Linked DNA regions of Homo sapiens: region 2 is linked to region 1. Evidence: chromatin contacts called from ENCODE Hi-C or POLR2A ChIA-PET data. All regions are on one chromosome and are shown on one strand. Each heading gives the region's core, a stretch centred on a gene start or an enhancer-like site at or near the end of the contact. The rest is flanking DNA. Distances are from core to core; before and after follow the strand shown.

Evidence for each region. A loop is a pair of places that touch in the nucleus more often than their neighbours do. ChIA-PET counts read pairs that join two places held with the same protein, here RNA polymerase II (POLR2A). Pooled maps may share reads with other maps.
Region 2: a pooled map shows a loop between it and region 1 (2.5-fold over the local background). The contact joins the enhancer-like site here to the promoter of TTC39C in region 1. A Hi-C loop is called at or near these places in 1 of 168 maps with a recorded cell type or tissue (heart right ventricle), 4 of 37 single-sample maps with no recorded cell type and 2 of 50 pooled maps. POLR2A ChIA-PET finds 5 or more read pairs at or near these places in 1 of 52 experiments (activated CD4-positive, alpha-beta T cell).

What each region holds. Positions count from the first base shown.
Region 1 is chr18:24,011,332-24,017,713 of GRCh38, reverse strand. TTC39C (tetratricopeptide repeat domain 39C) reads right to left here and starts at 2,960. Exons shown (of 14, transcript NM_001135993.2): 1 at 2,676-2,960. The coding sequence starts at 2,842. It overlaps TTC39C-AS1 (TTC39C antisense RNA 1), which reads left to right and starts at 2,254. Exons shown (of 6, transcript NR_110796.1): 1 at 2,254-2,410; 2 at 4,673-4,797. RefSeq lists silencers at 2,544-2,723, 2,804-3,723.
Region 2 is chr18:24,174,674-24,181,055 of GRCh38, reverse strand. OSBPL1A (oxysterol binding protein like 1A) reads left to right here. Exons shown (of 28, transcript NM_080597.4): 20 at 1,221-1,318; 21 at 2,861-3,043. Among named protein-coding and RNA genes, the nearest start is that of CABYR, 39 kb to the right of the region's middle. Within about 2 kb of position 4,100, at least 5 of the 41 ENCODE cell types and tissues checked have a DNase peak (open chromatin) inside an H3K27ac peak, as active enhancers do.

The DNA.
Region 1 (6,382 bases), core at 1,711-4,210:
CTCCTCAAACATTTATCAAGTCACTGCTGAGCCTTCAGCAGGCCATTTAACTTTGGAACAGAAAGGGAAGTTTCCCAATGCATAACAGAGTCTTAAATCCTTCATACGTAATACGTAAGATGAACTTTAAATAGAAAAGCTACCTGCACACAGGACATTGTGTCTTGTACTCGAACTATGCAGTCAAGAAGAAAACACAATACTAGCGGGGAAGGCACCACGTACAGAAGCTAGCTAGAGTTTATTGAGTGCTTACACTTAGTCGGGGCCATGGATTATTTCTTTTCATTCTAACCACCACACGATAATGTGGGTACTCTTACTGTTACTCCTATTTTATAGATAAGGAAGCAAATTTTGAGAAACCAAAGTCAGCAGCCACAAAATGGCAAAAGACTGGAACCCAGGTTGCAGGACTCTGGTCCATGATCACACCTGTATGCAACCGTGCTTTCCAAAACATACATCAGAAGCACCTTTTGGGAGGGGGGAAGAACGCAATGATTGTCCACACCACAAACAAATCAGATGGAGCCAAGGAAAGCTGATAGGATGATACCATCTCTGTCTACCTGTCTTTTTCCCTCCCACCATCTCTAAAAAAGGCTTTTTAACATTGCTGGAAAATAAGGTCTCAGAGCAGATGACAAATTATCATAAATTTAGTGAGGGAAGCAGAATGGTAAAATGAAAAGAGTCCTTGATTTAGAACTATAGTGTTTGTGTCCTGGTCCACAGTAAAAACTAAGTCTCATGTCCCTCGTTACAAAACTGTCATGATAAGATACACCTCACTCTTTTGTTGTCATGAGAATAGTGAGAATATATAAGGGAATGTGTCTAGCACTGTGCTTGGCAGAAAAGAGGTACTACAGTTTTCCCTGCCTTATCTTCAGTTCCCATTTCAAAATACAAGCAGACAGCACCTAGCTATACAAGGTAAATATTCCCTGGACACCTCCAACGCACTCACCCACAGAGAAGTATCTTTGAAGGGGCATCTCTCTGCTGTTGCTGGGAGAGAGTTTTCCAACCACTCATATACTGCCTTCTATTAACAGTGCATAAAATTTCTTAGATAGTGCAAAAATTTCATGCTTTCAATGTAAAGGTAGTATTTTCGCCTACTAAAGAAGGGTTAAAAAAGACCATTAAAATAAATATCACAGGAGACTTCAAAGCAAGAAGTACTTAAACATGCAAGTACCTAAATCATCAACTAAAAAGGGTAAATTTGACTCTACAACTATCTCCATCCTTCTCTCATACGACACAAACTGGTAGTCTAAAAAAGGAATCATAGCACGGTACAGGAAATATTCACACCTTTTTTCCTGAGGGCTTCTTAAAAACTACAAAAGAGAAATTGTGTGACAAGTAAACCTTTTAAATCCCCCATCAACAGCCTTTGATGAAACTCCATCTTGAAACCAGACCTGTATGCTTTAAAAATGAAATGTTCTAAGTAAAGCGAAGTTGTTTTTACTTTCAGACCAAAGGGGGGAAAAAATCACCGATTTAAAAGTAAAAGGGCTTTAGTGAAAAGTTCACAGTTGTGAGATACTTGCTTCGCCATTAAGAAGGTGGAAGCTCTGCTGGGTAGAAACCACCATTCTCTGAGGTCTGAGACTTTAGGCATTCTCATTCTTACAGACTCTGTCTCCCGGTCACAGTTGTACATTGGTCCTCTCATTCCAACCAAACTACAGGGTCTCCATAGCGTGAAGCATGTGGTCCTTAAACGTGTTGGGGAAAGCTGCTAATCAACGTCCTTAAGGCTCGTCAACAATCAGACGGCAAATCACAAACTTGCTTCCTCAACCCGAGAACAAACACTCCAGGTCCCCAAAGAAATGAAGGTTCCTTCCACTCCCACAGGAAAACTACCAGGTTTCAGTTCTTTCGCTTTATTTTTTAAAAGACAAATAAAAAATTAACTGAACACACGTGTTTTCCTACCATTCTCATACTTTTTAAAAATCCCTCCATTTTCTTCCTTCCTTTATTTACGTTGGAAAAATTCTTAATAAATAACGCCTGCTTGAAAGACATCAGGAACTCATTTTGAGGACTGAGTTTGCAGAAGACAAGGCAGAGAGATGAGTGGGCAGAGTTGAGCTGAAATTTTTAAATTCCTGCACGGCAAAGCAATTGTGCGTATCTGTTTTCAAACAATAAAAGCGTCTGGAATTGCACAATGTTGCAGAGCCATGCGAGGCGCGAGGAGCAGGCAGCCGGAGGGCTCCGTGTCACAAAGGCTGCCGGGGCAGCACGCGAGCCAGAGTCACGACAAGCCCGGGTCCCAGGCTCGCTGCTGCCTCAAATCTCATCCGGTCCCAAAGCCAGCTGCCCTGCAGAGAGGAGCCTACCGGCACCGGGCACGTCTGTGGGAGGGCGAGGCTGGGAGAAAGTGAGAGGGGGACTGCGGGCGCGCGGGGCGGGCGCGCGGCGGGTCCCGGGAGGGAAAGGACAACGGAGCCGGGGGTAGGGGGTGGACGAGGAGATGTGGCAGAGGCGCATTCCCTCTGGCTGATCTTGCCAGGGAGGAGACCTGAGGACCGGAATCGGTGACCGACAGGAGGGGGAGGGGGCTCCCGGGGGCCGCAGGTCGAGGCGCGTGAGCCGGACACGAGGTGCGCGCTGCAGGGTTGGGGAATCGGGGACGCGTGGGTCACCTGTATTGTTTGAAAAGCTGGTCCGACTCCCTGAAGCCGTTGTTGAGCAGCATGTTGATGCCGGCCAGGGCCAGCTCCGCGTCCTGCAGGGGCGCCGCCGCCGCCGCTGCCGCGTCCGAGTCTCCGTCGTCCCGCCGCCGCGGCCGCTGCTGCTCCGAGCCGGCCATGGGCGTGCGAGGCCCTGCGCTGGGCCGAGGCGAGATCGGGAGCAGCTGCTGCGGCCCCGCGCGCGCCCGGAGCCCGGCTCTACCTGCCCGGAGCCAAGCGGAGCCGGGAGGGGAGGGGAGGGGAGGGGAGAAGACGGGAGGGAAGAGGAGGGAAGGACCGCGGAGGGAGGAGCCGCGGCCCGGCTGCGGCGCGGCGTGGGAGGTGGGCGTCCGGCCGCCGCCGCGGGGATTACTCAGCAGCACCCGCCCGCTCCTCTCGCGCCCTCCGAAGCACCCAACTCGCGCGGGCCCCGAAGCGGAATCCGTTTCCGGGTGTCTCTCACCCCGCCAAGCCGGTCCCCGAGCGGCGGCCGCCTCCACTTCCTGCAGCCCCCGCGCCCCGGCCCCTCCCGGGTCCCCAAGCCGCGCCTTCGCCCACCGCCCAGGACTGCTCGGACACACGCACGCGAGACCCGGAGACCCGAGCGCCCCACCCTCCCCCGAAGGGGCCGGACCCAGGAGTCGGGAGGAGGGCAAGGCGCGGAGGGAGAACGAGCGTGCGGATGTGGAAGGAAAGGGAAAGGGAAGGGGAACTCCGCCCGGGCCGCTATGCTAGCGCGCGGCGCTTTGTCCACGAGTAACTGAAACTCCACGAGTAACTGAAACCCCACGCAGCCCGCGCCCGCGACCCCAGACTTCATCCCGACCCTGGGGCCGCCCCCTAGGACCAGGGCAGCCAATTCCCGAGGAGGTGGGCGGCGGGGGCGGGGTCTCTGGCACCTGCCCCGCAGCTCCCCGGAGCCCCGCGCTGCGGGACTGCAAGGCAGAGCCCCTCGGATCCCGGTACCACCCACTCCAGCCCGCCACCAACATTTGCGCAGTGGGGCAGGAGGAGAAATGGAGGCCTATATGCCATGTGCCCAAATATTTAAAAGTTATAAATTCAGCTGCCAAAGTGTGTTCTATTCTCACACTGCCAATTATTCTTGCAAAGCTTTGGCGTTCATATGACCAAATGTCAGCAAAACATCAAAAGTGACTGAATTTAACCATTATCACAGAAGTCTCACTGTTCTGATGATGGGCTGGTGATATCTGGATGCCTAATATTCTAGAGACAAGCAATTCATAAATCATCTTTATGTTTTTTCCACAAATTTATTTTTCTCTAATTTAGCAAAATCCCTTAATGTAGTGTTGCAATCAAGATTATGCTCTAATGCCAAATTGGACAACCTTCCTTGAGTCGCTGTCGTTTTTAGAGTGTAGTTTATTAATTTCAACTTGAAGAAACTTTGCTGAAACATTTATAACAGAATTTTTTTTAAATGAAAGCAATCCTCAGGTTTAGAAATAACTCCTGAATTTTAAACATTATGTCATCCATTATCATGGGACCAATATAATAAGTTATTACAGAAAAATGCAAAATAATTTTGTCATGTAAGTTGCTTTTACTTATTTTGTAAATTGTACCATCCCTTATAAGAATATCTAAATCCATACAGGATTTTCAACTTTTATAAATAGAAATTTTAGAGTAATAAGAATTACTGCCACTCCTTAAGTGTCATGTGTAACTGTTGCAAAGCCATGCTAATTCTTGAGTACATCTGGAACCACAAACTGGAACACTGACAGAAGCAAGAAAATGGACGATTCACATCCTTGGGAAACAGTACGTTGTAATGCAGGAGTCACTGCATTCATGCTGTCTGAGAAGAAGGATTTGACAAGCTGACCTTTAAAAGAAAATCTAGGTTTTCTTGGATTTAACATAATGTTAGTCTCAAACATCAGCAGTGTCACCATCCTTCATGGCACTGAGAGGCTGTAACCTTTTGTTTTTAGGGCACTGAGCTAAAGATGAGAAGAAGCGTTCCCTGGAGCCTGCATGGCATCAATCATGAGAATGGATGTTGAGGGTTATGCACCCCACTGAGGCAGCACTGAATGCCAGATCCCAAGTTACAGAGGTGCTTGTATGTTTTTAAATAAATTTATGCGTGTGTGTGTGTGTGTGTGTGTGTGTGTGTGTGTGTTTTGATGGGCAGGGCCCTCAAACGCAGGTCTTAGGGACTGTACTGCTCATTGAGGCCCACATGAGGCCATTGGCATGGAGGGCTCCCCTGGCCACACACTGCCCGAGGTCACCCTGACAACATGCACTTACAGGCTGCTGGAACTTTGGATCTGTGGAACCATTTGCCCAGATCCCTGAAGCAGTCTAGTCAATAAGGGAGAGAAGCCAAGAGCAAAATATCAGACATAGGAGATAGCCTGCAGTCCCCCAACTGAGAAAGACAGCCAAGCACAGTCCTGTATGTCCCTATTACTGGGAAGAAAAAACAAGAATTTCAAGGAATTGATGACACTATGTTTATGAGTTATACTTGAGGCCCTGCAGCTGAGGATGTGGGGAGGGGTGAGCAAAGTCAGAGCACTCTTTGTGGGGCTAGTTCTGTCTCAAGAACCTCACACAGTCCGTTGTGCAGACAGGGAAATTTAATTGTTGAACAATTAAGGCAAGGACCACTGCAACCGCCCAGCACCCCACAATAGGCAGGGGAGGGGTGGCGTGGATAGAGGGATAACTCTACCATGTAATACACACCAGATATGTGCAAAATTGGATTTAACCAGGTACCAAAACAGTTACATTAGCATCATCATCATGAAGGGACATTTTAAAATATTTGCCCGTGGTGAGGGATACAAAAAGAGCCTCCAAATCCTGAAGGAAGAGAACACGTGGACTAGTAATACTTGTGGCAGCTGTAGTTGGCATTGACACCTGCCCCGGATTCACATTGCAAGGGAGAGTTAAGGCTGTGTTTTCTCCACTCGATAAAAATGTCAGGTTATAAAGGCAGATAGTGATATCTAAGAAGTCATGGTGCAAATTACCTACAAAAGGAAGGAAAATCTAGATTCCTAACACTCCAGGACACCATATACTTGACACTGTGAGATTCTCAGCACCTTCCTGCAAAACTAATGCAGTCTTCAGTGCACTTGACTTCAGCCAAATAGGATTTATCCGAGTGTTTCCTTTGGAAGTTGAGAGACAGAGAGAGTGGAAAAAAGGGAGAAAAAAAGAGAAAAAGAAAAGCCAGCGAGTGGTGGAAATAACCCACTTCCTTTCTGCAGTGGGTGTTGCCAGTATTTTGTGGTTCTTCATTTGATTTCACTGTGAAAATGAAACTTTAATTTCAAATGATCAGTAAAAGAAGGTAGATTTTAAAAAATAAGGTGTTGTGGTTGCAAATGACAGAAAAACCTGACCCAAACTGGCTCAGCAAAGCAAACATATTGATTGGTGTAGAGAAGTTTTACAAAATGAGGCTGTATCCCTGGCTTCAACACTAACCAGGACCCAGTTTCTCCTCTTGACCTCTTAGCTTTGCCACTTTGGTGTTTATTGGCTCTATTCTCAGACAGGGCCGCCTCTCCTGGTCCCAAAAGGTTTTTGGAAGCTCCCAGAGCTACATGCTTGCTGGCTACATCCAGCGGGAAGGCATTGCTTCTCTAACAGCTTAACTGAAATCCCCTAATTAAATC
Region 2 (6,382 bases), core at 2,851-5,350, 160 kb before region 1:
AAATTCAATGTGAGGTTGGGCAATTTTATCAAAGCTCAGTCCGCATGTCTGGACTGTCCTCTGGTTAGGGTGACACCATTGTGCAGAGACCGATGAGTATTGCAGGAGAAGCAGGAGGTGGCCCATTAAGCAAACCTAGATATTAGTGGGTTTTGCTAAATCCTTTTTTGTGTGTGTGTGAGACAGAGTCTCGCTCTGTCGCCCAGGCTGGAGTGCAGTGGTGCAATCTCGGCTCACGGCAAGCTCCGCCTCCCAGGTTCCCGCCATTCTCCTGCCTCAGCCTCCCAAGTAGCTGGGACTACAGGCACCCGCCACTATGCCTGGCTAATTTTTTGTATTTTTTTAGTAGAGACGGGTTTTCACCTGTGTTAGCCAGGATGGTCTCGATCTCCTGACCTCGTGATCCACCCGCCTGGGCCTCCCAAAGTGCTGGGATTACAGGCATGAGCCACCGTGCCCGGCTGGCTTTTGCTAAATCTTTAGTTGAGAAAGTAGCGTTGTGTTAGGGGAAGAATTCAACCTTTCTTCTTTCAGACTTTCTCGGGGTGTTTCCAAGAAGAAGTTAACACATACACACACACACACACACACACAAAATAGAAAAATATGTTTGTGCTTACTTGTGTATATAAATATATATACATTGCTATATGTTAAAAGACGGCAAGGAATTGCACTTTTTAATGTTTTAGATGGAAGATTGTATATGTTGTACATGGATGGACTAGTTAGAGGTAGAGTATAGTGGACACATTGTTCTCCTTCAACAAAGCAATAGCATTCTAAACTGAGTCTTTCTGTCCTTTCATCTATATAAGTCAGCATTTTCCAACCTCAGTGGACTTAACACCAATTAAGTTGTGGAGTTTTATATCTCTTTCCCCAATCCTGGAGTGTCATACTTTTAAAAATTTTTAAATGAATTAAAAGTAACTTTGGACTTGAGGGTTTTTTAAAAGTCCTTGAGAGAATTTGTAGCACTGTTAGAGTGTGATGAAAACCATGGTTGGGAATAACACTGTAGGAAGCAACTGAAAGTAATTTTCATTCTGAATATCCAAGTTTCCATGTCCCACTGCTAGAGCCATATTAAAACTCCAAAGTAATGAAACTCCTCAAAATAATTCTGTAAATTACTGTCTTCAGCAAAATTTCAGTTCCTAAAAGAATGCGGAGCGAGCTCGGCTATTTTTGACTTGTTCTCATGCTCTGTCCCACAGTGTGTAGCTGCGTTTGCTGTATCTGCTGTTGCTTCTCAGTGGGAACGGACTGGAAAACCTTTCAACCCACTGCTGGGAGAGACTTATGAATTAGTGCGGTGAGGCCTTTCACTTGCATGCTTTATACAGCGTTGCAGATGAAGAGGAGAAATACATACATATTGGTCATCACGAATAACAATTATATAGGACTGGAGCAAGTTAACAATTTTGATGTTTGTTTCTAGGATAGCTATTATTTTAGAGACTGTCAAAAATACTGAAACATATATAAAAGGTACCATTATAAGAAATAATTGCAAAGATTTTTGTATTCCTGATCACATGGGATTAATCACCCTCCTTTTTTCCTTATGTAGATCATGAGACATGATCGAGTTTTGTTTTGTTTTTTTTTTTTACTTTAAGTTTTAGGGTACATGTGCACAATGTGCAGGTTAGTTACATATCTATACATGTGCCATGTTGGTGTGCTGCACCCATTAACTCGTCATTTAACCTCAGGTATATCTCCTAAAAATAATCATTTAAAGTTTATTAGCTGGGTTGTGGTGGCACAGGCCTATAGTCCCAGCTACTTGAGAGGCTGAGGCAGCAGGATCTCTTGAGCCCAGGAGCTCTGGGCTGTAGTGCACTATGCTGGCCAGGTGTCTGCACTAAGTTTGGCATGAATATGGTGACCTCCCAGGAGAGGGAGGTCAGAAATGGACGCAGGTCAAAACTCCTGTGCTGGTCAGTGGTGGGCTTGCACCCATCATTAGCCACTGCGCTCCAGCCTGGGCAACAGTGAGGCCCTCTTATAAAAATATCTCTTTATTAAAAAATATAAATAAAATATATTAGCATAAGTATATATTGTTTGCATGAAGCCAATGACTGCATCTGTAAGTGCAGTTCTGTTTGCTTGAGCTAGCCTGTGTCTTGTTTATATATGATTAAGGGACTTTATTTGGCTTTAGTTTTTCTATGCGTTCCTCCTCTTCTCTGCACAAGTTTTGATCTCATTTATTCCCTAGATGTTTGAAAGTGGACACACTAGATTTCTCTAATGTAAAAGGAATGATGTGTTTTAAATTTACATGACTAATATTTTTTCATGCAAATCATTCAAATTCATCTGGGTGTTCTTTGTTTTAATTTGTTCAAGTAGCTAGCATTACAACATTGGATTTGGTGGTTTGGGTTGCATTTGTATAATTTCTCATATATGAAGTTGTTTCATTGCAATGAGAATAAAGAATTGTTGGCCGGGCATGGTGGCTCATGCCTGTAATCCCAGCACTTTGGGAGGCTGAGGTGGGTTGATCACGAGGTCAGGAGTTCGAAACCAACCTGGCCAACATGATGAAACCCCCGTCTCTACTAAAAATACAAAAATTAGCCAGGTGTGGTGGTGCATGCCTGTAATCCCAATTAGTCGAGAGGCTGAGGGAGGAGAAGTGCTTGAACCTGGGAGGCAGGGGTTGCAGTGAGCCAAGATCACGCCACTGCTCCAGCCTGAGCGACAGAGCAAGATTTTGTCTCAACAACAACAACAAAAGAATTGTTTACTTTGAAAGGGCAATTATGTACATGTTTAATGATAGAGTTAATTATAATGTTGCTTTTTTTTTTCTTTTTTTTTTTTTTTAAATCTTAAGAGATGACCTTGGATTTAGACTCATCTCCGAACAGGTCAGCCATCACCCACCAATCAGTGCATTTCATGCTGAAGGATTAAACAATGACTTCATCTTTCATGGCTCTATCTATCCCAAACTGAAATTCTGGGGGAAGAGTGTAGAAGCAGAACCCAAAGGAACCATCACCTTGGAGCTCCTTGAGTGAGTTCTGATCAAGCCATTACACTCTTTTCATGTAGACCTGCCTGTAAGTGTAGACATGCACACTCAGCTGACCTTACTGTTCAAAAGCTGGAGAAAAAGAAACAGCTTTCATACAGTGCAAACTGTCTACGTCTATGTAAAAGAATTTGAGAAACATGGCAGTAGCCATTGCTAATTAATCTGGGTATGTGTAAATAGTTTAACTTGATTTTTGACTCTGGTGTTTGGATCTATTTTAAGATCGATGGAGTTAATTGCTTCATGACAGTTCTTATGAAACATGCTTTTTTATATCCTTGTGCCAATGTTTTGTTTACAGATCTTTCAAAATGAATTCACTCTGAGAAATAATGAAATGACAATTGTGTGGCACATGTTAGGCGTTAGATAAATTGGGAGTTCTCTTCTTTTGTAAGATTAGCTTTAAATCCACAATTAATTCCAGTTAGGAGAGAATAAGCATACGATACCCTATCTCTTTAACACTGATTACAACTAGATACCCCGGACAGAAGACAAAGCAACAACCCAAAGACTCTGAAAAGTAGATAGTAGCAGGCAGACTGGGGAGAGAAATCAAAACCTGAACACCAATATGGCAGTGAGTTTACTGGTTTTATATATTTCTCCCAAATCTGGCTCAGAATCAGAGCAGCAAATTGCAGAACTGGGGATTAGAGGCCGACCGAAAAAGTTCTGAGAGTAATTCTTTCTTTCTAATTAAAGGACCTAGAAAGATACCCTTGCAGGAAGTAGAGAATAGGGGAAATCCTGTTTTAATTTTGTCTCACAGCCTTGCCCCAAAGCAAGCACTAGGGTCTGTAGCTACACTCCTGCTGCGATGGTGGCTGTGGCAATCACACACGTACCTCAGAGTCCTTCTCTTTGGCCAGAGAAACTGAGTAAAGGAACCCCTGGGGTTCAAAGAGTGTGAGAGAATTCCTGTTACTTGTTTTTCTTTCTTTTCTTTTACCCCTTTGCCCCAGAAGAAGACCTAGTTGTGGGAGATACAAGACAGAGCAGAGAGGCTCAAACCCCAGCTTGCCAGCCGGAGGGGAGAGAAAGCGCCCCCTGGTGTCTAAGAGTGTTGGGGAAACCACAAAGAGGAGGGAGCTCAAGAAAGGGGTCCCCTGAAGCTGCATTATGAGTTCCTACGCTCATCCCTACACACATGCATTGAAATGACCCAGAAGGGTACACAAGGGCCTCAGGATCTGAAATGCTGTGTGGCCTGAGAGCCAGGTCCCTGGATGGCTATTGAGGGGTGGATCTGAGCAGCACTACAGAGGCTTTGAAAATTAAACTGACACTGGAATGAAAGCTCACAGGAGGAGAGTCAGGACTTCTGGCCTGAAACTCTGTTAATTGCCTACTAAAAAAAATTTTTATCAGTATTCTCCAGAAGAGGTTAAGAGGACAGAGTCTTACAATATTCAGGTGTGCAGAATACAATCCAAAATCATTCAGCATACCAAGCAACAGGAAAATCTCAACAAACTAAAATAGAAAAAGACATTTTAGCCAAAAAAAAAAAATAGAAGTATTTTTGGAAATTTTAGTACTAAAAATATAGTAATAGAATATAATAACTGGGATAGGCTCAATGGCAGAATGCAAATGTCAAAATATGTAAAGGATGTGTATGTTGAAAACTACAAGATACTGTTGAAAGTAATCAAGAATTACCTCAGTAATGCAGAGACACACTGTCTCGATATATTTGGAAGCCTCAATTATAGTTAAGATGTCAGTTCACCCCTCACTGATCTATAAGCAGTCTGTATGAGCACAGTCCAAATCAAAATCCCAAGATGATTTTTAATAGATACAGAGAAGTTGATTCTAACTTACGAATTCTAAGTTTGTATGGAAAGGCAAATGACAGAACAGCCAAAATAATTTTGAAAAGGAAGAACAGAATTGATGGACTCCCACTACCCAATTTTAAGGCTTAATGCTAAAGCTGTTGTAATCAAGACAGTGTGGTGGTGGCCAAACTATAGACAAAGTATAGATTAATGCGACGGGGAAGGGAATCCAGAAATTGACCCGCAGAAATGTGGTCAGTTGATTTTTGACAAAGCTGCAAAGGCAATACAGCTAAGAAGAATAGTCCTTTCCACAGACAACCATCTGTGCTATGGAGACAGTTGGACATCTATATGTTAAAAAATGAACCTCAAACTAGACCTCACGCCTTTTACAAAAATCAGCTCAAAATAGATCATTTACGTAAAATGTAAAACTAAGGGTTTTGGAAGAAAACATAGGAGAAACTCTTACAACTTTGGATTAGGCAAAGAACTCTTATGGATATGATACCAAAATTATAACCCATAAAAGACAAAAAGTGATAAATTAGATGTTATTAAATTAAAAACCTTATATCGAAAGATACTGTTCAGAGAATGAAAAGATAAACTATAGAATAGTAAAAATTATTTGCAAATCATATAGCCAACAAAGGACTTGTAGCCACAATATATAAAGAATTCTTAAAACTCAACAGTAAGAAATGATAAGGTCAGGCGCAGTGACTCATGCCTGTAATCCCAGCACTTTGGGAGGCTGAAGTGGGAGGATCACTTGAGCCCAGGAGTTAGAGACCAGCCTGGGCAACATAGTGGGATCCTTGTCTCTAGTAAAAGATTTTAAAAATAGCCAGGTTTGGTGACATGCACCTATAGTCCCAGTTGCTTGGGAGGCTCAGGTGGGAGGATCTCTCAAGCCCAGGAGTTCGAGGCTGCAGTGAGCCATGATTGCGCCATTGTATTCCAGCCTGGGCAACAGAGTGAAACCCTGTCTCTGGAACAACAACAACAAAAAAGAACAATAAAAAATGAATAGATACTTCATATATATATATATATGTGTATATATATATATATATATATATATATACATACACATGGCAAATAAGCACATGAAGTCAGCTGATTGCAGTGGCTCACACCTATAATTCCAGTTACTTAGGAGGCTGAGGCAGGAGGATTGCTTGAGGCCAAGAGTTCAAGACCAGCCTAGGCAACATAGTGAAAATCCGTCTCTAAAAAAATAAAGTAAAATAAATTTAGCCAGGCATGGGGACACATGCCTGTAGTCATAGCTACTAGGGAAGCTAAGGCAGGAGGGTCACTTGAGCCGAGGAGTTCGAGGCTGCAGTGAGCTATGATCCACCACTGCACTCCATCCTAGGTAGTAGAATAAGACCTCATCTCTAAAAAAAAATAAATAAAAATTTAAAAAGATGTTCAACAGCATCAGTTATTAGAGAACTGCAGAGTTAAAACCACAATGAGCTATCCTATTTATACCTATTACAATTTATATTTATAC